Regions from separate parts of the Mus musculus genome. Here region 2 is linked to region 1. Evidence: chromatin loops called from intact Hi-C (ENCODE). Cell type or tissue: heart. All regions are shown on one strand. Each heading gives the region's core, and the rest is flanking DNA. Links, peaks and the distances in the headings are about the cores only. Region 1 has its middle 15 kb from the start of Ly6m. Region 2 holds the start of Ly6a (lymphocyte antigen 6 complex, locus A).

Evidence for each region. Peaks named below come from ENCODE experiments on the same cell type or tissue, not always from the same donor. Only the 100,000 strongest peaks of a DNase experiment are listed, where the experiment ranks them.
Region 2: a loop joins it to region 1, with 7 times the contacts of the local background. A loop is called at or near these places in 4 of 42 quality-filtered maps.

What each region holds. Positions count from the first base shown.
Region 1 is chr15:74,889,069-74,904,025 of GRCm38, reverse strand. No RefSeq gene overlaps it. Among named protein-coding and RNA genes, the nearest start is that of Ly6m, 15 kb to the right of the region's middle. In heart, for the core only: a CTCF peak has its summit at 7,532 (motif pointing left); a DNase peak (open chromatin) is centred at 7,465.
Region 2 is chr15:74,984,020-74,998,976 of GRCm38, reverse strand. Ly6a (lymphocyte antigen 6 complex, locus A) reads left to right here and starts at 946. Exons shown (of 4, transcript NM_001271419.1): 1 at 946-1,098; 2 at 1,360-1,442; 3 at 2,409-2,525; 4 at 3,498-4,100. The coding sequence starts at 1,373. The coding sequence ends at 3,715. The region is part of intron 1 of Gm28068 (a long non-coding RNA gene); the gene reads right to left. Gm41348 (a long non-coding RNA gene) reads left to right here and starts at 4,530. Exons shown (of 2, transcript XR_875429.2): 1 at 4,530-5,235; 2 at 5,949-6,979. It also overlaps the pseudogene Gm8000. In heart, for the core only: a CTCF peak has its summit at 6,042; DNase peaks (open chromatin) are centred at 3,106, 6,036, 9,456 and 10,466; H3K4me3 peaks cover 795 bases; H3K27ac peaks cover 688 bases.

The DNA of each region.
Region 1 (14,957 bases), core at 3,388-11,387:
CAGCAGCTGTTGGCAGCACGCGTGCCTCAGTTGCTTGCTCTAGCTCACCCACTGGCTCCTGGCTCAGCACACGGGTTTTCCTAAAGCTGACCAGGATGAAAGAACACAGGCTGGAGAGGTAAGCTAGGCCCACAGCCATCTTTGTGGTGGTAAAGATGGAACACAGGCTTGCTCACACATGCATATAGTCATACCATATACCCTACCGGGAGGACAGAAGTGGGCTTGACAGGGCTCTGGGCCAAGGACCCAAGGGCCTTGTTTCAGGTTCTCCATCTGTAGAGGCTTTTCTCCATGTCCTGTCCTGTTCTTGCCCCTTCCCCTGAGTGCCCAAGGCTTCCTGTCTTTCCTCCCTGCCATCTCTTCATCTCTGATCTTTTCCTGTGTCTTTGACATTGTACCTTCCCCCACTGAATTCAAATCCATGACCAGAATTAGGGCTGAGGCAGGGGATGGGGGTGAGGTACGTGGGTCTGAAGAGCTCTGATGAGCGGAAACCAAAGTTTTCTTAGAAACAGAGGTCAGAGTTTGAGGGTCTCATACTTACCCTAACTCAGAGAAGCCCACAGGTCCCATTCTACAAAGAGGGTCTGTTGTAAACGGAGAGATTCAGCAAACACCACAGCCTTGAGAGTTAAAGGACATGTGTGATTTAGAAAGCAGGAAGGTCAAACAGAAAAGGTCAAATCTCTTTCTCCAGAGTGGCTAAAGGGGTAGGACTCAAACACAGGAAATATTAAAAAATGAACCTGCCAGCTCTCTACATGGTCCAACCACACTCTTGGGCTCCTGCCACCGCCGCCAACTCTTTGGAGCTAGCCCCCACAGCATCTGGCTCACTTTTCCCGGGAGCTACTAGTTCCATCTCTGCTATAATCTCCTGTAACAAGCGGTCCCACACTCCAGTAACCAAATAGATCTGCCATCCTTGAGGTTTGATAACACAATACCCAGTAACCTGGTAAAATCAAGACTCTTAAGCTTAAAGCTAACCAATTGGATTTATATATCAATAATATCACAATTTACAAGGTGCCAATACAATAATGTCAGAGGCAACTGATAATGATAAAAGCTTTATCCCAATATTTCTAACCTTGTGAAATCATAGCTACTTGTGGCTGGTAATCACCATGGGGGTTCACGTCCACATCCACGTCCACAACCACAGTTCTTCTTTCCCTGCTCTGAGATGCTCTCTCTGTGTCTCTCTCTGTCTCTCTTTCTCTGTATCTCTCTCTCTTTCTCTCTCTTAGCTCTACCTCCCCATTTCCCTGTCCAACTACAGGCCTCCTCTGCACTAATGTAATTGGACAGGGAAAATCCTGCGACAAGGTGACGTGCTCTAGGCATGTTGCTGCCTCACTAAGCTACAACCTCAGGGAAAATACTTTCTTAAAACAAAAACAGCCAAGGCCAACAAGTGAGAACAAGTAGGAATAGCCATATCCAAACCCAAGATCTGTGTAGAGAGCGGCATAGGGATGGATGATAAATGGACAGAAAACAGTGGAGCGAGCAAATGGGTTGGTATTTTGTGGGACCAATCAGGAGGTGCTTGACTGTTTCTGCTTCAGATAAACAGATCAAGTGATCCAGAGAGTAAAGGCGTTGCTAAGCAACGCAGTCTGGCCTCCAGGCTGTTTGCAGCTGTTACAGTGATGTCGAGAGGTTATTATGCCACAGGAGAAATGCTTGTGTGAACATGGACAAGTGGGCTGGAGAGGTTTCTCAGTGGTTAGAGCACTGGCTGCTCTTCCAGGGGATCTGATTTTAATTCCCACTATCCACATAGCAGCTCACAATGCCTGTAACTCCAGTCCCAGGGGATCTGACATTCTCTGGTGGCCTGCTCAGCCATCAGGCACACACAGGGTACACAGACATACATGAAGGGAAAAAACTCATATATATAAAATAAAAATTTTTTTAAAAAAGGTTTTAAAATGTGGACAAAGAGCTGGGCATATAGCCCAGTTGGCAGCATGAATAAAGACATAGGTCCAATCTCCAGCATCCGATGAAACAGTCTGATGCAGCATACCCATAATCGCAGCATTTGGGATGTAGAGGCAGGAAGATCAGTTCAAGGTTATCCTTGGTAACTTAGGGAGTTTGAGACCAGCCTTGGCTATGTGAGACTCCGTCACAAACAAACAAACAAACAAACAAACACAACAAACCTGAAAAAAATGTGCACACGGAGAAGAAGTATTTGTGCTAAAACTTCCTGGAGTAGAAGAGGAAAGCCTGGGTTATCACAAAGGACAGGAGGTCTGTGTGTAGTTTATAGACACTTGACTTTCTTTAAAAAAAACAATCTTTTTATGTAACTGCGGCTAAGCTTGTGATCCTCTTGATTTAGCCTAAGGATGGAATTATAAATACATCACTGGTTTCTCACTTTTTTTAAAAAAAAAAGTGGGGGTTGTGTTCATGTATTGAATGGATGCATATTATGCAACCAGTTGTTTGATGGGTATTTGTGGAATGTCCATCTTGGACTGGCCTAACTAGAAAGGTCAATCCAGTGTTCTAGACCCTCTGTCTAGTTCATGTGGATCTTTGTTCTGGCCACTTCTTTGCTGGCTAGAGAGCCTCCCAGTAATGTCCCATGGCACCTCAGTCCCCAACCCCAGAGCTACTGGCCACTCCTACTAAAACAGCAGTACTGAGACACAACTTTCTATTTTCCAGTACAGCCCTAGGCAGACCTTTGTGACAACCTTAAGCATAGTAGGACCATAGTGCTGGTAACCTCGCTCTTCTTTCTAGGCTGGGCACTTCCTAGGCTGCAAGACACTCCAGGGTCCATCTTTGAAGGTAGAAATGAGTCTCCTTGAAGCTGTTCTCCTGGAGGCTGCAGAATGAGCTCATGTTATTGAAATTACCAGAGAGAGTGGAAGCAGGTGGGTAAAGAAGGAAGTGAGGGGCATGGGATGGCAGCTCCTGGCAGAAAAGACATAGAAGCATGGACCCTGATGATCAGAGGCAGCGGCGGGCAGGGCAGTCTCCTGGTTTGTTCTGCTTAGCCTAGGCGGGTAGATCTTTCTTTGGGTGTATGTGTGTGTGTGTGAAGCATCTGTTGTGTTCTGAGCACTGTAAGGAGCCTGGCATGCTTATATAATTGACTATTTGTCCCAAGCCTGTGAAACAGCAGTGATGGTCTACCTTCAGTTTTGAAGTGTGCCAGTGGCTGCTGGGAAGCGGGTGATCTTTTGTTAGTGGTACCCAAGTAATAAATGGCAGGGCAAGTACTGGGCCCCAGGCCTACCGTAACCCATGCTCTCTCTGATTCTACCTGTACCACTAGGCTCTTGATGTGCCCATTTTCTCTGTGGCAGAGTGGGATACTCTGCAAACAGAACTCTGTCTTGGATGCTTGGATGCTGCCCTGCCTGGGTGTCCCAGCAACCCGGGATACTTACTCATCAATGCCAGACTCCATCACAGCATCTTCCAGAACTTCCACATTCACTAATGGTCTACCGTGCATCTCTCTTTCAGAGAGCCAATGACTTGTTGGGACTTATTCTGAGATGTCGACACATTAGAACTGAAAGTAAATCTCCATGGATACTCTTTATCATACCTGTGTACAGAGTAGGTCAAGGCACATAGCCAAGGCTCGATTCAAGACTAAAATCTAGACCAACCCATCAAACACAGAAGTGGATGCTCACAGTCAGCTAATGGATGGATCACAGGGCTCCCAATGGAGGAGCTAGAGAAAGTACCCAAGGAGCTAAAGGGATCTTCAACCCTATAGGTGGAACAACATTATGAACTAACCAGTACCCCTGAGCTCTTGACTCTAGCTGCATATGTATCAAAAGATGGCCTAGTCGGCCATCACTGGAAAGAGAGGCCCATTGGACACGCAGACTTTGTGTGCCCCGGTACAGGGGAACGCCAGGGCCAAAGGGGGGGAGTGGGTGGGTAGGGGAGTGGGGGTGGGTGGGTAAGGGGGACTTTTGGTATAGCATTGGAAATGTAAATGAGCTAAATACCTAATAAAAAATGGAAAAAAAAAATAAAATCTAGACCAAGAGTAAGTCCAAGGCCGACAACAGCAAGCCGAAGAGGAGGTCAGATAAAGGTGAAGGCCAACCAAGACCCTAACCAGGCAGTGAACACAGCAGCAAAGGCCAGCCAGTGCCGAGGAAGGCTTGGGCAGTGTTGCTGGCATGGATACTAGCATTCCCTCTACCTGGTCACAGGCTCACCCTAAGCCTACTCATGGACTCTTGGTCTGCCCCACTGACTCAGCAAAGGACCCCAGTGTGTACTCTGAGAGTGAGTGGGTGGGTCCTATTCTGAGTGACTACAGGCCAGCTATCCACTGGGAACTCTGGACACAATGATGCTCTCGAGCCTTCAGAAGCAAGGAAGCCAGGACAGAGTTGTATTACACCGCAAATGTAACCTCTTCAATCAGGGACCAGGTCTTCTCCAGGCCACAGATGGCAGACAGACAGCTGGAAGGACTGCAGCTGAAATAAGGGATCTGAACTAAGCAGTCTAAGGATTAGATTGAGGCGCGAGGCCTTTTTACCCCAGCAGGAAGAGCGTTTTGTGAACGGTGATAAACAAGATACACTGTCCTACTGATGCAAAGGCCTTTGTGGGCGGTCAGAGGTGTCCCTAACCATCCCTTGCTCCTGCCCCAAGCGGCTGCCTTCAGTCACAGAGGCCTCATGTTGCTTCTTACATTCTCAACCTCCCAGTGTGAGAACCAGAGGTGCCTCTGTTGGTTCTGGGGTCACCTGCTCCTTCTTGTGTTCGGTACTAGGATCCTCCTACATGAATTACTCTCTGTTTTGGAACCCAAAATCGTATTAAATATTTTTAAGAGCCCCGACTGTGAATACCAGCCAGGCGTGCTGGCTAGTTTTAGGGCAATTTGACACAAGCTAGAATTATTTGGAAGGAAGGAACCTCCTTTGAGGAAATGCCTCAGTAAGATCCAGCTGTAGGGTGTTTTCTTAATTAGTGACTGGTGAGGGAGGACCCAGTTTATTGTGGGTGGTGGCATCCCTGGCTTGGTGATCCTGGGTTCTATAAGAAAGCAGGTGGAGTAGGCCATAATGGGCAATCTAATAAGCAGCACTCCTCCGTGGCCTCCGCATCAGCTCCTGGCTCCAGGTTCTGGCCCTGTTTTGATTCCTATCCTGGTGTCCTTCGGTGGTGAGCTGTGATGTGGAGCCAAATAAAACTCCCCAAGTTGCTTTGGTCATAGTGTTTCACCACAATAATAAAAACCCTGTAAACAAAACAAAACAAAACAAAAACAAAACAACAACAACAACAAAACCCAGGGTCACCTGGTCCCTGTGACCTTGCCCCAGTTGTAGCCGACACCTCCTATCCCACCCACCCTGAGATGGGCTCAGAGATGAAGCTGCAGGACTCAGTCTGAAGTGGGTTGTTGGTAATTAGAGATGGGCTCTGGACTTTGGGAGGGGCCCCCAGTAGGTTGCGCGACCCTCAGTGGTGAATGGGAAGGGTGTGGGAACCTCTGAGAACCATTCTCCAGGAGTCTGTGTTGAACTCCAGCAGAGAGACAAGTCTGAACAGCTACTGGGAGCCCCAGGCCCTCACAGAAGCCCCTGTAGTCTTTCTCGAGGACATTCAAAGGGGCCCAGAGAAGAAAAGTGGAGCCCCCAGGAAGTAAAGCGGGGTCCTGGGAAGTTGGGGGTGGACTTTGCCTGCCATCGGAGACCTGGGACATCAAGGAGGGCTTGAAGAGGCGGGTCACTGGCCTCGTGCATTCTTGGGTTGCAGCAAGCCAATCCCGTTTGGACATCTAGAGCGTACCAGACCAAGCGCTTTACGCCCAGAATCAGCGAAGCAGCTTGGGCAGTCCGACCTACTTGCCCGACCTACTTGCCCAACCTACTTGCCCGACCGACTGGTGGCTCCTACTGTAGCTCTCTGCCTGGAGGCTCTACTGACCTTACCCTCCTACCCTCTTGGTGGCCATCTGTCTCTTGGGGTTAAGGATGGCTCTGTAAAACTTTGGCTCTGTCCACTCCTTCATGTATCCCCATTCATCCTGGCTTTCCACGTGCCAGAGGGGCTTAGCCAAGCCCGTAGGTTCTGCTGGAATCCTCCCACGGGAGGTGGTAGCCAGGAGAGCAGAAGAGGGAGTCCAGGCTGAGGGCGGGGCTTTGGGAGGGAGGGGAGGAGCCTGGGGCAGAGTTTCATTTCCAGAAGTGAGGAGGGAGGTGAGGGGGTGGGGAGAACAAAGGCGGGCTCTCAGGCCTAGGGTGAGGTGCCAGTGTGGAGCCACCTGCCCTGCCCACGCTGGATTAGGTTAGGTCCTAGTCATCTGTTTCATGGCCCAGGCACACGAACCCACTGCATTCCAGCACCCACAGACATATTTCTTCGGGCTTTGGCGGTGTTGAGTCCTTTCGGCACTTCTGTCTCCTGCTCTTGCCAGCTGAGGATCCTCCCCAGAGGACCTTCCTCTGCTCCCTCCAAACCCTGCTGTGACCTCAAAGGGTGCTTAGTCTGTTGGCCTAGGTCTCTCATTGAGATGCTAAGTCTTCTACACACTGGGCGGCTATGAACAGCTTGGGCTTGGTACCTCAGTTTCTAGGGGCTCCCTGGGCCCCTTTGGACTTCCCACTGGGGGCTTGGACCTATCCTCTTCCCTCCTTCCCCTTCTCGACCAAGCCCTCCCCCCCCCCACGTCACCCACACCCCTGCCAGTCTTCATGGGCACTGGAGAGCCCAGCACACCAGAGGCGGCTTCTAGGTTCCACTTGGAAGGACAGCCTGAATGCAGGAAGGTCTCTGTGTTAGCTAATTTTGGTTGTCAACTTGACATATTTGGGAAAGGGACCCTCAACTGAGAAACAGATGCTATCAGGTTGGACTGTGAACATGTGAAGCACTGTCTTACCCAGTAATTGATGTGGGAGAACCCAGACCACGATGGGCAGGGCCATCTCTATGCAGGTGGGCCTGGGCCGGAGCAAGCCAAGGAGAGCAAGGCATTATGCAGCGGTCCTCTGCTGCTTTTAGTTCCTGCCTTGGATTCACCTGATGGTTGACTGTAGCCAGTAAGTAAATAAATCCTTCCCCAAGTTGGAGTCTGTCAGTGCTTTGTCACAGCAGCAGAAACTTCTAGAACAGTCTCTGAGCCCATCCTGGGGCCCCGGGGAATCTGCTGGGGCCCTGTGATTGCTATCTCTGGTTCTGTATTCTGGGAGCTGAGACTCCAGGCTAGTTTCTGGGGATCATTGTGCCAAGATCCTCCGCTTACTGCTGGGCAGACAGAGGGGTTGCATGCGTGATTCTGTAGTCTCCTGCTGTTCCGTGGCAAGACCCGTGGCTTTAAGCTGGTGGCCAGCTCGAGGGCTGAAAGCACCACCCTCACTTCACCCCCAGCCCCTCCTATTTTTCATACATAGGGCAGCTGGAATCAGGCTTAGCTCTGGGCTCTGTGTAATTCCCAGGTGGAGCTGAAGTTCCCACGATGTTACAGGGTCCTGAGCTAGGCTACATGCGCCCCCTGGTGGCAACGGCTCTCACATCCATGGTATTTTTTCAGTCTTGGCCATGTGATAAGCCAGCAAATAATTTGAATAGAATTCAAAGAACTATGTGCATGGGTGTGCTTGTAGTGTAAAGTGTAAGCCCATGGTGTGTATGTGATGTGTGTGGGGGCCTTTTGCAGTATGTGGGTAGTATGTGTGCAGTGTTATATCCTGTCTGGTCCATGTGTTGTATATGGTGTGGTTCTATATAGAAGGTTTCTACATATCCTGTGCTATACAAATGATGTTTTGTGGTATGTGATCTGCATTTATATGTAATCCCTGTATGAATATTGTGTGTATGATGTACAAAGGTGTGTACGTGTGTTATGCATGCTTTGCAAAATATGTTGTATGTGGTGTGCCTGTATGTTCATGAGTGTTGCTTCTGAACATGGTATAATGGTGTGTTTGTGTTTGTGAGAGAGAAACAAAGTATGAGTGTGTGTGTTTGTTTAATGTGGTATGTGGTGTGCATGTGTGTATGGTGTATGTGTGAATGGTGTGTGTGTGTGTAGGAGGGTGGAATGTGTGTGTTAGGATAAACTGAGGGCTTCAAGCCTCCCTAGGGTAACTCAATTGGGGAACTAAACTCATATCATCTGTAAGAGCAGTGTGTACACCATTAACCACTGAGCCATTCCTCTAGTCCCCACAACCGCTTGGTGGGTTTTTAAATTATCAGCTCCATCATTAGAGTCTTGAATCATGGCTGGGCACACGGTCCAGCAGCCATTCCATCACCTCAGAGATAGAAAAACACTCCACCAGTCCAACAGACTTGTGCTCTGCAGCTACATATCTGTGGCCTTGCCACAGGGGAGGGTGACATGGTTGCAAAGAGAAGTCCATTTGGTTGTCATGGTTGCAAAGAGAAGTCCATTTGGTTGCCACAGAGGAGCATCTCCCCAAACTCCTCCATCTTGCTAGGTTCACCTTGGCAGATAAATCAATGAAAGCCTGTCCCACCAGGCAGCCTGTGGGGATGGTGAGTCAGCATGGTACAGTCGAGATGCCTCTGCCCTGCGGTTCTGATTTTTTGTCTTCCTTCCTTCCTTCCTTCCTTCCTTCCTTCCTTCCTTCCTCTCTCTCTGTCTCTCTCTCTCTGTCTCTCTCTTTCTCTCTCTCTGTCTCTCTCTCTCTCTCTTTCTTTCTTTCTTTCTTTCTTTCTTTCTTTGTGTTTGTTTGTTTGTTTGGTTGGTTGGTTGGTTGGTTGGTTTTCGAGACAGGGTTTCTCTGTGTAGCCCTGGCTGTCCTGAAACTCACTTTGTAGATGAGGCTGGCCTCAAACTCAGAAATCCACCTGCCTCTGCCTCCCGAGTCCTCCACCACACCCGGCTCTCTATTTTAATTAATTAATTAATTTTTTTTTTTTGGCATCCTCCCTTGGGATGTCCAGGCACTGATGCATACCAAGCGGGGAAGGATGGAGCAGGGCTGAGTTCTGAGGTCCACATCTTCCCTTGGAGTGTCCAGGCCCTGATGCAGGGATGGATGAAGGGAAGCCGAGAACAGATGGGGGGGTGGATCAGCAGGATCCCTGTCTAGGCACTGAGTGCTGCAGGGAGGAGATCTCTGAGGATCTCAGAGCTACAGTTCTTCAATGCTACAGATGTTTTAGAAAACAGCTCTCTTAAACAATAGTTAACGAAACAGCTTGTGCACATACACTTCATATATATATGTGTGTGTGTGTGTGTGTGTGTGTGTGTGTGTGTGTGTGTGCGCGCGCGCATGCATGTATGTGTGTGTGTGTGCGCGCACGTGCGTGTATGTGTATGTATATGTATGTATCCTTGACACAGGATGGGGTTATCACAGGGAAAGGAGCTTCAGTTGGGGAAGTGCCTCCATGAGATCCAGCTGTGGGGTATTTTCTCAACTAGTGATCAAGGGGGAAAGGCCCCTTGTGGGTGGGGCCATCTCTGGGCTGGTAGTCTTGGTTCTATAAGAGAGCAGGCTGAGCAAGCCAGGGGAAGCAAGCCAGTAAAGAACATCCCTCCATGGCCTCTGCATCAGCTCCTGCTTTCCTACCTGCTTGAGTTCCAGTCCTGACCTCCTTGGTGATGAACAACAGTATGGAAGTGTAAGCTGAATAAACCCTTTGCTCCCCGACCTGCTTCATGGTCATGATGTTTTGTACAGGAATAGAAACCCTGACTAAGACAAAGCCCCACTAAGAGATGGGAGTCCTCCATTTTGCTCAGGGGGGCTGTCTGGACAGGGTAGATTACAACCTTAGTAGAGAAATGTAACCCTTCCTGTTAGGACTCACAAGTTGCTCAGGAGGCAGCCCTCCCTCCTGCCTGCCCTCCCGCCCGCACTCATATTCTGCCTCATACCTTCATTCATGTGAGGCTTCACATTCCTTCCACATCAGGCCTCGTGTCTCCTTCACAACTCCCTCCTCACATGTTCCTCCTTGCCTCATCAACCCTGCCTTATCAGGGTTCCAGTTACTTCTGGACTTGAGAGAAATGATGGACAGTATACACACACACACACACACATACACACACACACACACAATATATATATATATGTCTCTTTGTCTCTTTTGTCATATTGAGGATATTCGCAGATTCACAGACAAACTGGCCAAGTGACCATGGACTGAAACTGAGCCCAAACAAACCTTTTTTTTTCTTCACAACTTGATTGTGACAGGCATTTTGTTACAGTAACAGAAAGCTATGTTACTGTATACTAACAACTGTCAACTATATACTGTCAACACCAGCCTCCCTGTGTCCTGGCAATTTGATGCTAGACTTTGGTACACAAGAAAAATTAAAAGGAAGTGTTCTCAAAACCCTTTACTAAGCATATTCATTTCTAATTGGAATTAACCTGATTGTTCATCAACAGAAGAAAAGATGAAGACCTTGTGGCATAGTTATAAGCAGTGACACATGTAGAACACACTGCCCAGGTACCACTCGGTAGAAGATAGAGCTCCATCCAAGAACAGATGAGATCCAAAGACCGTGGGCTGGCTGTAGACATGGTCCAGGTATAACCATGTGAAAGCCATAGGACATACACCTTGCACAGATGCATTTTATGTGCCTTCTGGATGATGTCACATGTCATAGGTTAATAGGCAAGAAAACACAACAGTAGCAAGGTACTCAGGAAAGCCCCAGATACAGAGTGCACCCAGGACCTGGGATGTCTAAATGAGGCCAAGGGTGTCTGAGACAACTCCCAGTTTTGCTGGTCCCGAGGGATAGGAAGCCTGTAGATGCAGGAAGGTCACGAGGCAGGAACTGAATCAGTAGAGCTAGCATGGATGGTGAGAAAGGGGGCTGTATACTGTGGGCCACTGAGACCAGCTAGCTCATGGTTGGGCAACCCAGAGGGACTCTGCTGATCCAGGCCTATGATTGAGTGACATGGGGACCTGAGAGGAGCCAGCTTGAGGCAGAGGAATGATATAAGTGGTCTGGTGGACAATGACTGAGCGGCACCCAGGAAGGGCTGGCTGGTCCTGGAACAGTGTGGGAGGGACATTTGGAGGAAGATAGGATGATGGGAGAGAGGGAGGGAGTGGACTGGGAAGGAAAGAGCTGCAGTATGGAGAGTGTGTAGTGGGGTTGCCCGGTCAAATCCAGCAGGGAGAGCAGGAACTGAGTGAGGGGAAGAGGCAGCAAGGAACAGAGAGGAGGTGGGAGCCTCAGAGGGGAGAGGGGTACTGGAGGCAGTTTGGGGGATCCAGACAAGAATGCTGACACCACTGAGCCTGCCTGCAGCATGCCCAACACTCTTGGTAAACCACTTTCTTTCACCTGTCCAAAGAGACATCACCTATCTCTGTCTGACAGGTGGGAGGCAGTGGCATGGAGTCAGTGCATGCCTCACTCCAGCCTCTGAATACAGGTTGTAGGTCCTGATAGACTGTGGAGGGTGAGAAAAAGCATCAGAATGGGGGCTAAAGGCAGAGGGCACCTTGAGGGCAGTGACTTCTGGAAGCAAAGCAGGGCAGGCTGACCTTCTGGCTGGATGTATCGTAAATTCAGGCACAACTTCCAGGTTCCACAGGGAGTTGTCAGTAGGCTGTCCGTCATGACTCCATTTCTCTCGGGGTGTGGGGTTAATGTCAGATCTACAGAACACCCTACTGCCTTGCAGATGCAGGCAAACCAAACCTGTTACGGTATTTCCAGGGGCCAGAGTCCTCTAGGCGTGGGCTTGAATAGAGTCTGGGCTAGAAGCCAGAGACCAGGGAGGGATCTAGACAGGGCCACAGGTGATTGACTAACTTCCAGGTTCCCATGTAGAGCTGTCAAGGTGCTGTGACTCATCGGAACACTCCAATGAATCAAGGAGTCAAGGCCACACGTTACCATCACTGTGGAAACGAATGGGCCTCTTTCCCAGTAGCCCTTAGCTTCCTTTCTGGTCTGTAGTGTGTCACGTTGAAGGAACACACTCTGGGCTGGGGGTTGGGCTGTGCCTGGGATCCTCAGCTGGCCCACTCTAGAACCTGCCATTCTAGGCAGGAGACAGTTCTCCCTTCCCAATCTGTCACACCTCGTTCTAACCTCATTGCAAAGTAGCTGGTCAACTGGACCTGGGCAACAAGAGATCTAGGTCCCCCTTCTAACTTCTGCCAAGAGATTCTGTGAGGCCTGGGGCTTCCTGGCAGACCGAGAGCTTGGGCGGTGTGAGTGCTGTGGCAGTTAAGGTGGGAAACACTATCTGAAGGTGTAAGAGTCACCTTTAAGGAGCCAGTGCTTATCAAGTTCACATGATTCTCCCCTAGACCTTAGAAGTTGATGCTATTACAAAGAGAAATGAAGCTTAGCAAGAAATAACCTGCCCAAAGGCACACAGCAAGAAGTGGCAGAGCTAGAGTATGATCAAAGGAAAATGACCTCATAGCCCACAGTGGCTGGGGTAGTAGACTTCATCCGATGGGAAATGGGCACTAGGGAAAGCTCGAAAGGCTGTGACTTAGTCAATGTCTGTCGAGGAAAATGGGCTGTGGCAGAGAGACAGGTGGGCATGCTCTGTTCTGAGACAGTATGGTAGAAACAAATGGACAGCTTGCAATACACGCCCCCTCCACTTCCTTCACCACCGTGATTCAGAAAAACAACCACTGCTGCCTGCGTCTTCATCACTCCACGGGTAGGTAATACTCTCCCCATCCCCCACATTGTCACGGCCACCACCCGAATCAGCAACATCACCACTACACAGGTGAAATGCTAAGTGGGTGGAACTCTGCAGACCAATGACACTATGGAGGCATTTTCAGTAGAAGCTACAAAAGGGGTGGGGTGGGATCAGATTGCTGGGAATGCCTTTCCTCTGTATTGAGGAAGAAGAGAGTATACAAAGGTCCAGATGGGTGGATCATAGCAACATCACCAGCATGGATCAGAGCCAGGAATAATTAAAATCTAGGTCCTTTTCTTGTGTGTGCATGATAGGGTCTTACTTTGTAGTCAAGGCTAGACCTTGAATTCACAGCAGTTCTCCTGTATTAGTCTCTTAAGGAATGGGATTGCAGGTGCTAGTACCACACCCAGAGAAATCCTGGTACATAGAATAGAATCATTGAAGACACAGCGTGGGGTAAGACTCTCACGTCATTTCTGCACTAGGCTCACAGTGATTTGTTAATTCTCAGCCTATGATCCCCATCACATTGACTTGAAGGCTGTGAGTGAGGCACACAACATGACTAACATATCTATCATCATGCTGTGAATAAGTTCTGGGGCTCAAGTCCAAGTATTTAAGATCCTAAAGGTTAACACAACTTTAACACTTGATATTGACTCACGTCAGGAAAAGTTTGGAATATGTTCCTCTGTTTCCTTCACTACCATTAGTCAGAAAAGACAACACTACTGTCTCCAGCTTTACTACCCCACCAGTAATATCATCCCTACAACCCCCAATATCACTACTACACCATCACCACCACCACCATCATCACCATCTCCACCACCATCACTACCACCACCACCACCCTGATTACCACTGTTATGAATACCACCACCATCACTACATCACCACCACCATCACTAATCATGAATAGTATTATCACTTCCTCTGAATAAGAGCAAACCCCACAGAGTTGTGAACAAAGAAAGCAAGTTAATTTATGGAAGACATCTACACTCACAATGTCTGTGGCCTCCTCTAAGCCGAGGAGGCTTCTTTACTTGGAGTTCCTTCCTTTTCTTTCCACACAGCCCAAATGTTTCATCCTCTATCATATTAAGACCTTGTTCTAGGAAGAAGACAGACCAGAAAGCAGTAGAAACCTGTCGCCTTTCCTAAATAACAATTGCATATCTATCTGATATGGTTGTGGTAGGCTCACTTAGATGGCTGATTTTGGCCAATTTTTGGTTCTTAGCATAGTAGCAGCTACTTATCTCCCAGTTCCTGCTCCTGTGGCAGACAGACAGTCATATGAGTTGGAAGCAGCTTGTGCATAGCTTTGGGGGTCTGAGAGAGGCAACAGGACTCTGTTCTTCAAACCCTGGGGCTCTGTGTTCTCATGGAAGATTGCATCTTCTCATCTTGGATCTTAAGCCTCTCACTTAAAGATGCTTCTTGGTGGTTAAATGGGCTGAGTCTTTTATACTCATCTTTTTTATCCACCTTTCATTCGTCTCTTCTGTTCCCCCTTCTAAGCCAGGCACTTAAAGTTTTGGACATTTCAAAGTAACCACATCAACAGGACTATTTAGAGGGTCACTATATCCACTTAAGGAATGCACACTTTAAAAAAGCGGGGAAGGGGAGCAGCTGGGAGATGGCTTAAGTGCTTGCCTACAAGTGCAAAAACTTGAGTTTGGATGCTTAGAACCCATGTGAAAAGTCAGGTGTAGTGGCATGCATCTATAATCTTAGCTCAGGATGTGGGGCGTGGAAGTGGAGACAAGCAGATGTACAAGAGCTTGCTGGGTACATCCACTCTAAGCAATCAGTGAATTCCAGGTTCAGTGACGACGACACCCTGTCTAAGCAAGGAAAGTGCAGAATGATTAGGAAGACACTCCAGGTTGACTTCCGGCTTTCACTGTCATGTGTACACCTATTCCCGTGTAAGCGCACACATTAGGACCTGAAAGGATCTAATGCTTACACTGAGGGCTGGTCCTTAGCCTAGAGAGAGTTCACGATGAAAAACAAACAAACCCTGAGGAAAAGATGGTTTCCAGAGTCGCCACACTGTTAGATTCAAATGTTAAATTTTCAATCCCCAAATCCCAGGTTTTATAAAGAAACATATATCCCATTTGAAGGAACAGCAACAAAATCTTCACAGAAACTTTGCTTGAGAACGGCAAGATGGCAGACACATTAGACACAGACACTCTCTTAAAAGTGCCCAGAGAGCTGAGGGAAGATGTGGGGAGAACATGAGAAAAGACAAAAGGAGTC
Region 2 (14,957 bases), core at 2,909-10,908, 95 kb before region 1:
ACACTTCTTCATGCATGAGCCAATACCGAGCACAGCATGTGACAGAATTAGAGAGACAACATTTCTTGCTTGCTCTCTTCCTCTTACCACTGTGCTGGGTTATGCGGTGTTGGAGGCAAACTGTTTGCTTATATGATATATTATAGGGTAAGAAGGAAGGGGTTTTTAGTGGTGCTCGGGCAGAGGCCATGGAGTGTAAGCAGCCTTCCCTGCTTAAGTGGGGTGCGCTCAGCTTCACTGATGCTGTGGTCCATTTTGGGACTCAGTTGTCCTGTGAGCACAGCTGTTCATTTGCTGTGGTATCATCTCAGGATGATTTCCAGCTCAGGTCTCTACCTCTGTCCAGCACACACAGCCCCATACATCCCCAAACACATCAGACACTGCTTGGTAACTTCCATCCCAGTTGCCAGTTAGTTCTTGCCTCAGGACTCTCACTTTGTGGATGCAAGAGCCTACTGGGGGCTTGCTCACCAGAGCCAGTCTTTAAGTATTTGTAAATTGTTTTCCTGCTTATAGGAAGGAGGGCCATTGGCTCTGAGCCACTGCAAACCATACCTTCTATTTAGACACAGAAAAAAGCCAGGTAGTGGAGGCAGAAGTATCAGCGGCTGTTGTGCACCCCTTTGATAGCTGTGTGTTGGAGCCAGCCTGTTCTACTGAGCAAGTCCTAGGACAGCCAAAGCTACACAGAGAAACTTTGTCTCAAAAAAAAAAAAAAAAGTCAAAAAAAAACCCAAAATAAACAAACAAAAAACACGAAGCTAAACAAAACAAAAACTAGTAAAGGGCTGAGCAACTTGACTTCTTCCCTTGCTTTCTAATTGGCAAGCACAAGTCAACTGTGGCCTCTGGCCCTCGGCCCTCTCAGTTCTCCTGCACCATGGTTCCTCCCCAACTGCTATAAATCTGGCTTGATCAGGTCACAAACAAATCTTGCTACCTCTTAACCAATAAACATGATGGCCTGGAAAAGGTTAAGTACTGAAACCCCTCCCTCTTCAGGATGCCAGCTGGGAGGAGCTGAAGGAAATTAAAGTACTTCAGTCCACATCTGACAGAACTTGCCACTGTGCCTGCAACCTTGTCTGAGAGGAAGTAAGGACTGGTGTGAGGAGGGAGCTGCTAGGTGACAAAGGGAAGAGCCCTCAGGATAGGGCTGGGGTTGGGAGTGTGGGATTAGGAAGGAAGAGCTGGGTGGGTGGTGGGTGAGAGAAGTAGGCAGACATGTATTCCTCAGGGAAAGCTGTGTGGAGGGTTGGAGGGAGGGAAGATCGGATGCCTGAGCTCTGTGAGAGCCCAGGGATGTGATTGGGGGTCTATTAATTGGCTCCAACTTCCAAGGTTTTATCTGTGCAGCCCTTCTCTGAGGATGGACACTTCTCACACTACAAAGTCCTGTTTGCTGATTCTTCTTGTGGCCCTACTGTGTGCAGAAAGAGGTGAGGTAGAAAATGAGAGAGGGGCAGAAGGATACAATGGAGATGGAAAAGGGCCTCAGGGTTGTGGGTACACCTACACTTCCATTGTGTGCCCAGTACCCGAGATGTGCTGGGGTCATGGGATTGGGAATGGGCTTGTGGTGGGTGAAGCCTTCTGTGGTGGGGTGCTTTACTGGGTCTGTAAACCTGTCAGAACCTGCCTTGCAACCATCACCACATACCAAAAGGACACGTGGAGCTCAGTATCTCTGCCACAGAACCTGGCCACCAGAGCAGCCTGTCCTTAGACTCTACCCTTCTGCACTGGCCTCCCAATCAGGACACTGGCCTGTGTGCACACAAACTGGAAGAGCCTTCTTTTTCTCCCCAGATGCCAAGTCAATGGATTTGGAATCCTTATTGCCTGGACTTTGACTTTTCCTTATGTCCCAGCCCATGCCACATGAGACCCAAATGCTATGCCTTCTGTACTCTAAGAAATTCTGAGCTCTAAGATACGCCTATACTTGTAGTTACATGTGTATTGCAGGAAGCCTCATGGTGAGCCTCAGCTTTAAGCTGACTCTGGGAAGTTCTGTGCTTTGTCATGCTCCAATACCCAGGGGCCAGCTCTGCAGGTGTAGGGTAGGACAGGTCAGAAGAGCCCTCTCTATTTGGTGGCCCCAGCATCTACTTACACACCCACTCACTGCTTCAGCGGACATTTGGTATCTATATCTTCCCAATATGGTGGCTGTCTCTTTAATATCTCTTGGGGTGCACATGTCTCCTGTGGGGCTGTGTAGCTGAGACAGCAGTACCAGGCATCTTTAAACAACAGTGGTTCTTGGTTCACTCTTGACTGAACAGTAATGTCCTTGCTCTGACCTAGCAGCCAGCAGCTGTGTGCAAGTAAAGACATTGGAGAGGAGGGGTCTGGGCTAGGAATTGCATGTACTAGCCCTCATGTATTGGCTTGTCTCTCAGCTCAGGGACTGGAGTGTTACCAGTGCTATGGAGTCCCATTTGAGACTTCTTGCCCATCAATTACCTGCCCCTACCCTGATGGAGTCTGTGTTACTCAGGAGGCAGCAGTTATTGTGGGTAAGTTCTTTGTGGCCTATATAAAGATGGCTGAGGGTGGCTTTGGAGAAAATGTCGAGTCTGGGCACTTGTTGTGGACCATGGTTCCCCTCCCCCCAAGTAGAGCTTTCCTTGTGTTGGAGGAGAACTCTTGCAAAGTGGGGGCTGTTGGGGTCCAGGGATGTGCTGGGATGTGATCATCAAGCAGGGCTGCCCATTGGCATTCACAGTGTTTATCATCCCATTTTGTTGCCAGTGTAGTCACGTGATGATCCTGCCTATACTTTAGGTCTATGGTCTCACTGGCTCACTGACAGACTAGGAGAGCTGGAAGCATCTAGTGAGTCTTTGCATATAATGAAGGAATCTGGAATGACTTAGGAATGTTGATAAAAAGAGATATTAGTACATATCAGATCCTCCAAAGTTTCTTTGGTTTCTAGGCATATCCTCAGATATACAAGGCAGGAGCAGCCCCACCCTGCTATCCAGTTTCCCTTCCCTGAGCATATCCTGCCTGTGTCCTGTCTCCTAGGAAATAATTGCCTGGAGAACTGAAAGAGTCTGAGATGCTGGTTGCCCTTTCTGCTGTGCCACTGGGCGATCTTACACTGGGCTGTGTCTTTGTGGTGTGTGCATGTGTGTGTGTCCATAAATGTGGGTACACATGTATGAACATATGTGATGTAATGTATACAAAGGTCAGAGGACATCCTTAACTACTGATCCTCAGGCATTGCTTGCTGTTTTATGCAAATGAGCCTTGGATCTCCAGAAACTGGAATTAGGAATGGTTGTGTGTCTCAGAACCAAACCCTGGGCTTCTGTAAGAGCAACAAGTACTGTTAACTGCTGAGTCATGTCTCCAACTCGTTTACTGAGACAAGATCTTTCACCAGGACCTAGGATTTGCCAACTATGCTGGGTGGGCCAGAGTTTGGGAAGCTCTGTTGTCCCTGCATAAGAAGTGAGTCACTCCCTGATTTCTTGCAGATTCTCAAACAAGGAAAGTAAAGAACAATCTTTGCTTACCCATCTGCCCTCCTAATATTGAAAGTATGGAGATCCTGGGTACTAAGGTCAACGTGAAGACTTCCTGTTGCCAGGAAGACCTCTGCAATGTAGCAGTTCCCAATGGAGGCAGCACCTGGACCATGGCAGGGGTGCTTCTGTTCAGCCTGAGCTCAGTCCTCCTGCAGACCTTGCTCTGATGGTCCTCCCAATGACCTCCACCCTTGTCCTTTTATCCTCATGTGCAACAATTCTTCCTGGAGCCCTCTAGTGATGAATTATGAGTTATAGAAGCTCCAAGGTGGGAGTAGTGTGTGAAATACCATGTTTTGCCTTTATAGCCCCTGCTGGGTAGGTAGGTGCTCTAATCCTCTCTAGGGCTTTCAAGTCTGTACTTCCTAGAATGTCATTTTGTTGTGGATTGCTGCTCATGACCCTGGAGGCACACAGCCAGCACAGTGAAGAGGCAGAATTCCAAGGTATTATGCTATCACCATCCACACATAAGTATCTGGGGTCCTGCAATGTTCCCACATGTATCCTGAATGTCCCCCTGTTGAGTCCAATAAACCCTTTGTTCTCCCAGCCAAGTTCTCCATTTTTCTTTTGCTACACTGAGTCTGCCAAGTCCTGCCTGCCAGTTCACATCTCTGCCCTTTCAGCCACCCACATTACCTCTCCCATGTTAGCCAGCTCAGAGTGGTGGACTGTGGGTCAATGGACTATGCACAGACGGTCTGGTCTCCAGTTGAGTTGAGAAGTAGAACCCCACATAATGTCCCAAGCTGCTTGCCTTCAGGCTAGACTCCTCCCCAGTTACCTAGCAACAACAAGATAACAGCCCACTATAAAAGGGGCTGCTTGGCCCCTCCTTGTCTCTTAAGCTTTTACTTTCCTTACTCTCCCTCTTACTCTAGCCTTTCTTCTCTCTCTCCTTTTCCCCCTCTCTTTCTACCTCTCCTCTCTCTCTCTTTCCCCCCTGCCTTTCTACAATCAAGCTCTAAAACCATAGACTGTCTTCTGTTCATCAAGGCCCACTGTGCTTGGACGATGGTATAGGCTTTCTCCTAATGAGCAGTGCCTAATCTCCCATCAGAAGACCTTACTGTGCTCCAGCCACAAACCAGACTTAAGACTCTCGCCTGCATGGGACCTCTCTCCCTCTGCCCTCCCTCCTGTATCTCTGGGGCCAAGAGTGTTGCCATGAGGCTCCTATTATGGGGGCTGCCCCTGTCCACCCCCCAACCCCCGCCGTGTGGGGTCAGTGACTTCAGAGCCAAGTCTAAAGCTTCAGGCAGTCATCCCGCGTCCACCTGCCCAGAGCACAGGAACTCTGGCTGGACATGGGCTCTCTCCCTCCCACCTCTTCCCCTACACCCACAGCCCAACAGTGTACCTCTTGGTTTGGGTGGGCTTCCGAAAGGGCTGATACTGGGGAAAGAGAGAGGGACATAAAGAGCACTGTTTCATCTGCAGAAGCAAAGGCTCTTGCTGAACCCACAGTTTGTGTTGTGGCTGGTTTAGACTTCTGTTCTCTGCCTGGTGAGCAATGGTTGCACTGTGCCTTCTTTATGTAACCATCTCCCTTCACACCCCCATTGGTGGATAGGAATCCAGGGCCTCATGCGTGTGAAGAAGCATCATCAAGCCACATCAGCACAGTGCACTTCCAAGGAGCACTTGCTTGTGGTGGGGAAGCCCAGGAGATGAGCAATCAATGGTGGGTAGGGGCTGCCCTGTCAGATTCTTTTAGTCCAGAGGTGGAAACCATTTCCTGTGAGGGGCTTTTGGCTTACCTCTCCTGGAATGCCAGGACTCCATATAGTTCATGTAGATCACAACCTGGTGATCTTTTTCTGTCTGATGAGCCAGGCTTGGCCTGCATCTTCAAGTATTTATGTTTTACTTTTCCCAGGCCATTAAACCTTAATCATTGCCTCTAGCTTATAAAATTCATCCTTGTGTGAGATATCATTTGTATTTTCCAACAGCCTAAGTGAGTATCTAATCTTTGGGCCAGGCCAACCCTTACACCTCAATCCACTCTCTTCCTAGATCTTTATCTTGAGCATTGTTTCTAAATCAACAAGAAACCATCTTATGGATGAAGCTAAGATCTAAGTTGAAGTAAAGATATTCAATGTAAACATGTCTTAAGCTTTGTTGTACTCACAGGGCTGAGTTGATCATTAGCTGAATACTTCTTCCAAATGTGTGCTGTGCTTAATTAAATATGGATAAAATAGAGTGATCTGGGTCAGACTTTAGAAGTCTTAGCCCAGCACTGGTACTAAAATTAGGCTCATCGTAGTTTTATTCATACCTCATCCTTATCATTATTTCCCCTACCTATTCTAAAGTCTATGGAAACACATGCACACAAAGAGCGGGAGGAGATGCTTAATTTTCAGTCTTTGTACTTGTTTGTTTCAGATAATGCCCTTCTAAGGAAACCACATACAACCAGCCCAAATCACCTGTCTTCAGTCATCCAGATCATAACCTTGATGGTTGTCATCTACATTCGGCCTCTAGGGGCGCTCCCCTCTGCATTGAGACTGGGCCTCCTTCTGCCCTGACACAGAGCTCAGCTTCCAAAGTCTAAGTCTCTCCCTTATCCTCCAGCTTTGATTATAAAGATGATCTTTGGGACTCTCATTTTCTCTTTTCCTGGCATACATAAGCAGTTTCTATGGTGCAAACCCACCGTATTCAGTTACAAAACTACAGTTGTTACAAAGCAGGAAAACACCAAGGACTTAGATGTGGTGATGGTGTCTTACACCAGAATCCAAGCAATAACAGAGACCCCGGACTTAGGAAAAAAGCCTTAAGCGGCTGTGGTTGTGCTGACCTGCAGTCCCAGCGCTGGGGACAGGCGAGCAGGAAGAACATGAGTGTGAGCCCAGCCTGGGCTGGGGAAGTGGCTCCTGAGGAAGAGCACTTACTGTTCAAACAGGAGGACGCATGGCCATAATCCCTGTGCCCAGGTAGCCTAGCGCATTAGTAATGGCCTTAAGTAATGGCAATCCAGATGTTTACCAGGAAATGGAGGTGGGGACTTCAAAGGAAAGTTGCAGCAAAGGAGCCTCACCTTGCACTGAATCATCTCCAAAGCTGGTAATAGAACAGAACGGCTGAGACTGTGCAGTGGTTACAATGTTGCAGGTTCAGGGTTATTGTAATTTATTTTAGGATTTATTTACCACCCTTAATGGCCATTCCTTGGCTACTTCTCTTCTGATGTAACATCCTGTGACTAACAGAATCTTTAGGACTGCATTTTAACACCCTAGCTTCCTCCTACCAGAAGCCCGTGAGTCATCAGATGCCACCTGGAGCCTATAGCAGAGGTGTCCTGAATTCGCTGTAACCCCTTTACCTGACGTTTTCACTAGTGTGCTTGAAAAGTACCTCAATTGAGGACTTCCTTTGTTGTTACTATAAAAACTTCATCTTATTGATACCTGGAACTTGGGGTTGTTTGGTTTTAGACACTGGGTACTATGGACTGAGGTGCATATTTTACATGACAAAGCAGATCTGGCCTCTAGGTTCTCCTAGCATCCCTCACTCCTTACCTGGCATACCCTGTCCCCCAACCCAGAACTTTCCAGTCTAGAGGCTAGGCTGCCCTTCCCCAGAGGCTCTTCCCTATATATATATATATGTATATATATATATACATATATATATATATATAATCCCTACATTTTGGCCTCTCCTTCAGCCCCCCTTTATCTCTCTCCTCTCTCTTTCTCTCTCTCTTTCTCTCTCTTTTTCTCTCGTCTTGCTCTCCACTTATTTTGAATTTTCTTGCTCTCTCTCTCTCTCTCTCTCTCTCTCTCTCTCTCCTTCCCCTCAGAAACTTCTCTTGCCTTGGTCCTTGGGGCCAGTGAACCTGCCTGAGAGAACCTTTCCAATAAACATGCATGTACATATTTCAAAATCTGGCTTGAATGGGCCTATTTCACTGGCAGAGAAATAACTTATCAGATTTAACCGAAGGCTTTCCTCCGGATCACCCTCATTTATATTTGGCTTCAGGATGAACTCTCTTTTATCCCCTTTGAGGTGAGAGCTGAATTTTTGTGTGAACAGGTTCAAAATTTTCATAGTCTTCAAGGCCACTGTAACAGAAATTATTGGAAGCTCACCAGAGATGGCCACTCACACATTCACACTGAGTGTTAAGCCAATTGAAAGTCTTTATTCCAGACATCTGGGACAACACCCAAGTGTCGGGTATCTAGCTGTGGCACTGAGTGTCTAGAAAATGGAGTTTTTAAAGGGTGAAACTACATCCTGGCATCTCAGGCACAGGGAGCTTTGAAAAAGTAAAGAGTTTGAAGCAAGAGATTTTATCAAATACAGAAGTGGATGCTCACAGTCAGCTATTGGATGGAACACAGGGCCCCCAATGGAGGAGCTAGAGAAAATACCCAAGGAGTTGAAGGGATCTGCAACCCTATAGGTTAAACAACAATATAAACTAACCAGTACCCCCAGAGTTCGTGTCTCTAGCTGCATATATAGCAGAAGATGGCCTGGTCGGCCATCATTGGGAAGAGAGGCCCTTTGGTCTTGCAAACTTTATATGCCCCAGTACAGAGGAACACCAGGGCCAGGAGTTGGGAGTCAGTGGGTAGGGGAGTAGGGCAGGGGGGAGGTACATGGAACTTTCGGGATAGCATTTGAAATGTAAATAAAGAAAATATCTAATGAGAGAGAGAGAGAGAGAGAGAGAGAGAGAGAGAGAGAGATTTTATCAGAAGCTACCAAGATCCATTAGTCAGTGGGGAGGTGGGGTTGGGGGGGAGAGGGAGTGGGGAGGGGTGTTTCACACAAACCAGCTGTTTTACTAAAGCCTAAGGTAAGTTAGCTAGGACATGCTGACCTTTGATTTCTAGAATTAAATCAAGGTAGCTTTCAATGGATTCTCCATGAAGGAGATCAGATTCTAGTTAAATCTGAAAATGGCCTTACCGAGGGCACAAGATGGAGGGACCTCAGCACTGTCTTGCCTGATCACACAGGTGGATAGAGATACAGAGCAAGGGTTTTCAGAACTAAAATGGACTGGCATTTGTAAAGCTCTACCTCACATAAATAACAAGATAAAGAGTATATGAAAATGGCCATGAGGCTGTGAAGGGAAGGATCTAGTGCTTGTGACTGGCCAGGACCCAGCACCAAGCACCAACACATTATTCACATAAAAGGCTCCTGCGAAGATGCTTCCCCATGGCTGCTGAACCTCAGACTGATACACACTGTCAGGTAACTTGCGGAGAAGATCACTATCACAATTTGGAGCTAAATTTGAAACAAGCTTGATTTTTCTTGGGTGCATATGAGAACTGGGTAGTGACTGTTATGTTTTATAAAAAGAAAGAAACCCAGGCAGATGTTTGATAGAGCTCTGTATGGTTGCGGGGGGGAGGGGGGAGAGGTGCCTCTGCAAGCCCATGCTGAGGCACCCCTTCCCCTGAGGTACCAACCACAGGACCGTATAGTACAGAATAAAGTTTATTTAGGGCATGGGGAGGGGGATTGGGAGAGTAGAGACATAGAAAGGCAGAGAGAAACAGAAGGGGTAGGGGGAAAGAGAGGAGTGTAGGCCAGCTGTGAGCACATAGAGAGAGAGAGGGGGGAGAGGAATGGGGAAAGAAGGGACAGTGAGGAAGAGAGGAAGAGAGCAAGAGAAGAGAATGAGAAGGGGGTAAAGCAGCCCCTTTTATAGTGAGTCAGGCATCCCTGGCTATAGCCAGATAACTGTGAGGCAGAGATTAGAGAAGAAATGCTAATACTGCTCATACCCCTGAACAGCTCTCCTAGAGCACTGCAGGAGTGGGGATGTTCATGACCCAAATCAGGCTTGGACCTACTCAACTCCACAGAGACAAAAGCCAAGTCACGATAAAGCCAGTTAGGTTTCTGTTTCTGTTTCCCCACCAGAGAACTGTCTTCTTAGAAATCATGTGACTGGCAGTCTAATAACCTACCTGATACACTTGGAAGACTCCTGACCCAATGCAGGACTTCCTAAAATGTCCCTTACATCCCCTACCCCTGACTCAAGCAAAATAATCTAGCCCTTCTATTTCAATAAAGGAGCTGTCCTTTTAAAAAGTCTTGCAAATCATTCATACCCACCATACACACTGCCCCGGAACACGCTGCTCCCCAGCTCCTCTGCACAGGTCTGAGACCAGAGCCCATGGGAGCGGTGGGAAAGTGGCATTTGGAGGAAGTACACTTGGTTAACATGAAACCTTTGCTGTATTACTCAAGGGGGTGTTGAGGCATATGTGACCTTGGTTACTACACAGAGGTCGTTCATTCTCTGAGGAGGGGAATGGGCTTGGCTAAGGTTTGACCTATTCAGTGTGACAGTCAGTAGTCAGGCTTTTGGCTGAGTAGGAAGGCAGGAGAGAGGGCTCAGTGTGTTTTTATCTTGCATGTGGACCTCTCTGCAGAGGGCCTGGCTTCTCTAACACAAGCCTGGCAACATCTGGTACCTCTAACTCTAAGATTATTCAAATAAACTGTAGCCGTCCCCCTTAAGAGTTAATGTAGACACTGGCTCTGGGGACAGAAGGTTAACTCTTGCCAAGTCTCCCTCCTCTGAGGCTCCCGGGCCTTGGGCTTCCCCCCTGAAGCATGAGCCTTTCCTCCCACAGCCGCCAATGCTGCGCGGGTCTCAGACAGTGCGTGCCGGGGTTCCAGGCGCGCGCCCTCAAGTTCCCTTTCGCCTGGAGCCCGGAAGCTTGCGGCGGGCGATCTGTGGGTGACTGTGTCTGCGAGAGACTTTGCCACACCATTCTGCCGGAATTTGGAGAAAAACAACCAGCCGCTTCCAGTCCCCTCCCCCTCCGCCACCATTTCGGACACCCTGCACACTCTCGTTTTGGGGTACACTGTGACTTCCAGGCAGCACGCGAGGTCCACTGGCCCCAGCTCAGGCGACCACCGGTCTCATTCATGTTGACTCATCTCCCATGACCCTGCGGTGCCTGGAGCCCTCCCGGAATAGAGCGGACAGGACGCAGAGCCAGTGGGGGACGGAGGGGTCGCTTGAGGAACTCCCCAGAGGCTGCGCATCTGGTAAAGGCCCTGCGTGAGCTCAGTCAAACAGCCAATATGTCTGTCATATTGCAAAAGTTCTTTTGGCTCATTAGAAGAAAACCTTAACAAAATTGAAAGAAGAGCTACAGAAAATCATTTGAAAAGAAAAAAAAAATGGTTTACAGTTGTGCCTGGAATGAACTTAAGTTTTTGTTAAATATTTACCCAGAGATTTGTGGTAGGCCTTGGTAAACTTTAACTCACCAGCTTAAAAAATAAAAGGTATAACAAGAGAAATTAGTTGAGCACCGTGGTACAGGTTTGTAAATTCCAGGACTTGCGAGGTGAAGAATGAAGAACAAGTAGTTCAAGGTCATCCTTGGCTACAAAGTAAAATTGAGGCCAGCCTGTGCTACAGGAGGCCCTGTCTCAACAAAGCAAGACAACTAGAAAAAGGACTGCCAAATACAGACCATACTCTAAAAATTTTTAATAATAATAATAATAATAACTATTTCAAATTTATGAAATTCTTGGGCAAATGGATGTATCTGGAGGATATCATCCTTAGTGAGGTAAGCCAATCACAAAGGAAGTCATTAGATATGCACTCACTGATAAGTGGATATTAGTCCAGAAACTTAGAATACCCAAGATACAATTTGCAAAACACAAGAAAATCAAGAAGAGAGAAGACCAACGTGTGGATACTTCATTCCTCCTTAGAATAGGGAACAAAATACCCATGAAAGGAGTTACAGAGACGAAGTTTGGAGCTAAGAGGAAAGGGTGGACTATCCGGAGACTAACCCACCCGGGGATCCATCCCATAATCAGCCACCAAACCCAGACACTATTGCATTTGCCAGAAAGATTTTGCTGCAGGGACCCTGGTATAGCTGTCTCATGTGAGGCTATGCCAGTGCCTGGCAAATACAGAAGTGGATGCTCACAGTCATCTATTGGATGGAACACAGGGCCCCCAAGGGAAAAGCTAGAGAAAGCACCCAAGGAGCTGAAGGGGTCTGAAACCGTATAGGTGGAACAACAATATGAACTAACCAGTACCCCCAGAGCTCGTATCTCTAGCTGCATATGTAGCAGAAGATGGCCTAGTTCGCCATCACTGGGAAGAGAGGCCCCTTGGTATTACAAACTTTATATGCCCCAGTACAGGGGAATGCCAGGGCCAAGAAGTGGGAGTGGGTGGGTAGGGAAGCAGGGCGTGGGGAGGGTATAGGGAACTTTCGGGATAGCATTTGAAATGTAAATAAAGAAAATATCTAAGAAAAAAAGAAAAAAATTATTTCACTTTCTTTTCTTTTTCTTTTTGAATGAAAAACCCCAGGATGGTACTGGGGAAGTATGACTGTTAATAAGGCCAAAGAGAAATTAAAAGAGGCTCCAGAGGAACTTTCTTGATTAGAGATAGTTTGCATTCAGACTACCTACTAACTATATCCGTTGAGACATCAGCTGGACCGAATAACCCGCAGATTGAGTACCAAGATGGGAAATTCAGGTTGGATTCTATCATATGCGTCAAGTCCAAGCTTAAACAGTTTGACAGTGTGGTTCATCTGATTGACTACTATGTACAGCTGTGCAAGGAAAAACGGACAAGCCCAGAAGCCCCACGGCATGGGACCGTTCACCTGTACCTGACCAAACCTCTGTATACATCAGCACCCACTCTGCAGCATTTCTGTCAACTCACCATTAACAAATGTACCAGTACGATCTGGGGACTGCCTTTACCAACAAGACTAAAAGATTACTTGGAAGAATATAAATTCCAGGTATAAGTATCTCTCTTTAAAAAAAACAAAAACAAAAACAAAAACATATGCCTCATATAGACTATCTCCGAATGCAGCTATGTGAAAGAGAACCCGGAGGTCCTCCTCTGGATAACTGCGCAGAATTCTCTCTTAAGGACACTTGGGCTCAGTCTAACTTAAAGGTGTGAAGATGTAGCTAGGTATTTTAAAGTTCCCCTTAAGTAGTTTCAGCTGAATGATGCTTTCTTTCCTATGGCTGCTCAAGACCAAATGGCCCTTTTAAATGGAAAAAAAAAATGTCCCAAGGAAAGACAAGAGAATATTGCTTTCAGAACGACTTTCCTTTGTTTTTCAGTTCCTATGCACTGGGTCAAAAGTCCAAGCACCATAGGAGAGAAAGGCTTCCATGTCCAGGAGGACAGCTGAAGGAGGGAAAGACCCTGGCTGACCCAGGCTTCAGCTCCACTTCTAGACACCTGGTGATCAGTCTGTGTTAGAACCTGTTATAGTTTGCATCCTGATGTATCTAGTAGGAGTTCGGTTAAGCTGACCATGCTTGTATTTATCCCTGATTTTATGCAACTAATCAAATAAACCAAAAGGGGGGGGGGGAAGAAAAGAAAAAAAAAGAAAAGGAAAGGAAAGGAAAGGAAAGGAAAGGAAAGAAAAGAAAAGAAAAGAAAAGAAAAGAAAAGAAAAGAAAAGAAAAGAAAAGAAAGAAAAGAGAACCGTCACCGTGAGATCCTGTATTTGTCTTCTTTACTACACGTATGACCTCCCCCGTGAGTGAGTACTGTAGTACTCGGTCTCTAGGCAGCCTTACTTCAGACACATTTCAAACAGGAGCAAACAGAAAAGACTTCTCTTTTCCTTGGAGGGTAAAGACAAGAATGTCACGCTACACAGGTGCAACTCAATCCTTGAAAACAGAAACAAATGCAAAGACATTTTAACCCTTGATGTAGCTGTGAGTCCCAACCTATTGCCATTGTTTTATTTTATTTTATTTTATTTTATTTTATTTTATTTTATTTGGAAATGGCTTTAGAACTTTCCAAGTTATCCTTGAATTGTCTGACCACAGACATCAACAGCTGCCTCCCTTCTACCATATAAAATACTATGACTTAACTTTTCTTCCAGATATAGGGGGGTACCTGCCTGTTTTTCAAAGTGTTTATTTACTGCTGTTACTATTTGATTAGAATGTATTAAATTAAAAAAACATACTTTTACAAAAAAAAAAAGAGTTAATGTAAGTGGTCTGTCAGTAATTTGCCCAGGAGTCCACCACTAAGGGAAGCTAGCTCCCCAACATTGGTGCTGGGTGGAAACTGGAGGACTCATGAGAACCCCTAGTTTAAGACTTTTAGAGAAACAGTGCACTGCACTGTGGCCTTTTCCTCCTAAGAGAAGGTGATGGCCCCGTTGTCATCCTGGAGTAGGGATAATGTTGGCCCAGGAGCCCTGGCAATGGAGTCAGAAGAGCAAAACAGCAACAGGTCTGTGATAATGGGCAGAACTCTCTATACTCAGAAGGGAGGACTGTCACCTGGGGTTCCAGCCATGACTCCCTCCTGCTCTTCTCCAACCACAAGTGGTCTCACAAGATGCTAGAATATAGAGGAAACAGACGATTAACTAAAGGAGGGACTTGACACTGATTCCATGATGGGGTGAGACTTGGTGGTGACTTAGCTGCTCAGAAATGATGCATGTTCCTGTAAGTGACCTCGCCCATCCTCTGTAAAAAAGTCCCATACACTCTGTGGAAGGTGACATTGGGAAGGATTGTCACTTAATTCTTTCTTTGTTGCCCTATATTTCTTTGCAGAGGCTTGCTGTCTCCTGTTCTTTCTTTCACATACACTTGTTCATGCATGAGCCGATACCTAGTACAGCATGTGAAGGAATTACAGAGACAACACTTCTTGCTTGCTCTCTTCCTCCTACCGCTGTGCTGGGTTATGCGGTGTTGGTGGTGAACATGGTCTCCTTCCATGATAGATTATAGGGTAACAAGGCAGGGAATTTTAATGGTGCTAGGGTAAAGGTCCGGGAATGTAACAGAATTTAAACAGAACCATTGTGTCTTGCATGAATTCCGGAGGGTTGGCAACAAAGGATTTGATCAGTCTTTGGGTTTAGTTTTCAGTCCTGGAAAGGCTGATTCTCAACTGCTTCTTGAGAATCCTGACTTGAGCCTACACCGTGTCTCTTTCTTCGATCAATCATCCTGAATAACCCAGAACATTGACACCGGAGTTGGATGTACATGCAGATCCAACCAGAGATGATACAAAGACCAAGACTCTATGTTCAGCCCTGTGACTTCCATCAGGAGAATCTGCTTGATGTTCTCTGAGCCTCTGGCTTCCTTCCCTTTGCAGCCTTGCCTGCTTAAGTAGATGTGCTCAGCTTCACTGATGCTGTGGTCCATTTGGGGACTCAGTTGTCCTGTGAGCACAGCTGTTCATTTGCTGTGGTGTCATCTCAGGATGATTTCCAGCTCAGGTCTCTACCTCTGTCCAGCACACACAGCCCCATACATCCCCAAACACATCAGACACTGCTTGGTAACTTCCATCCCAGT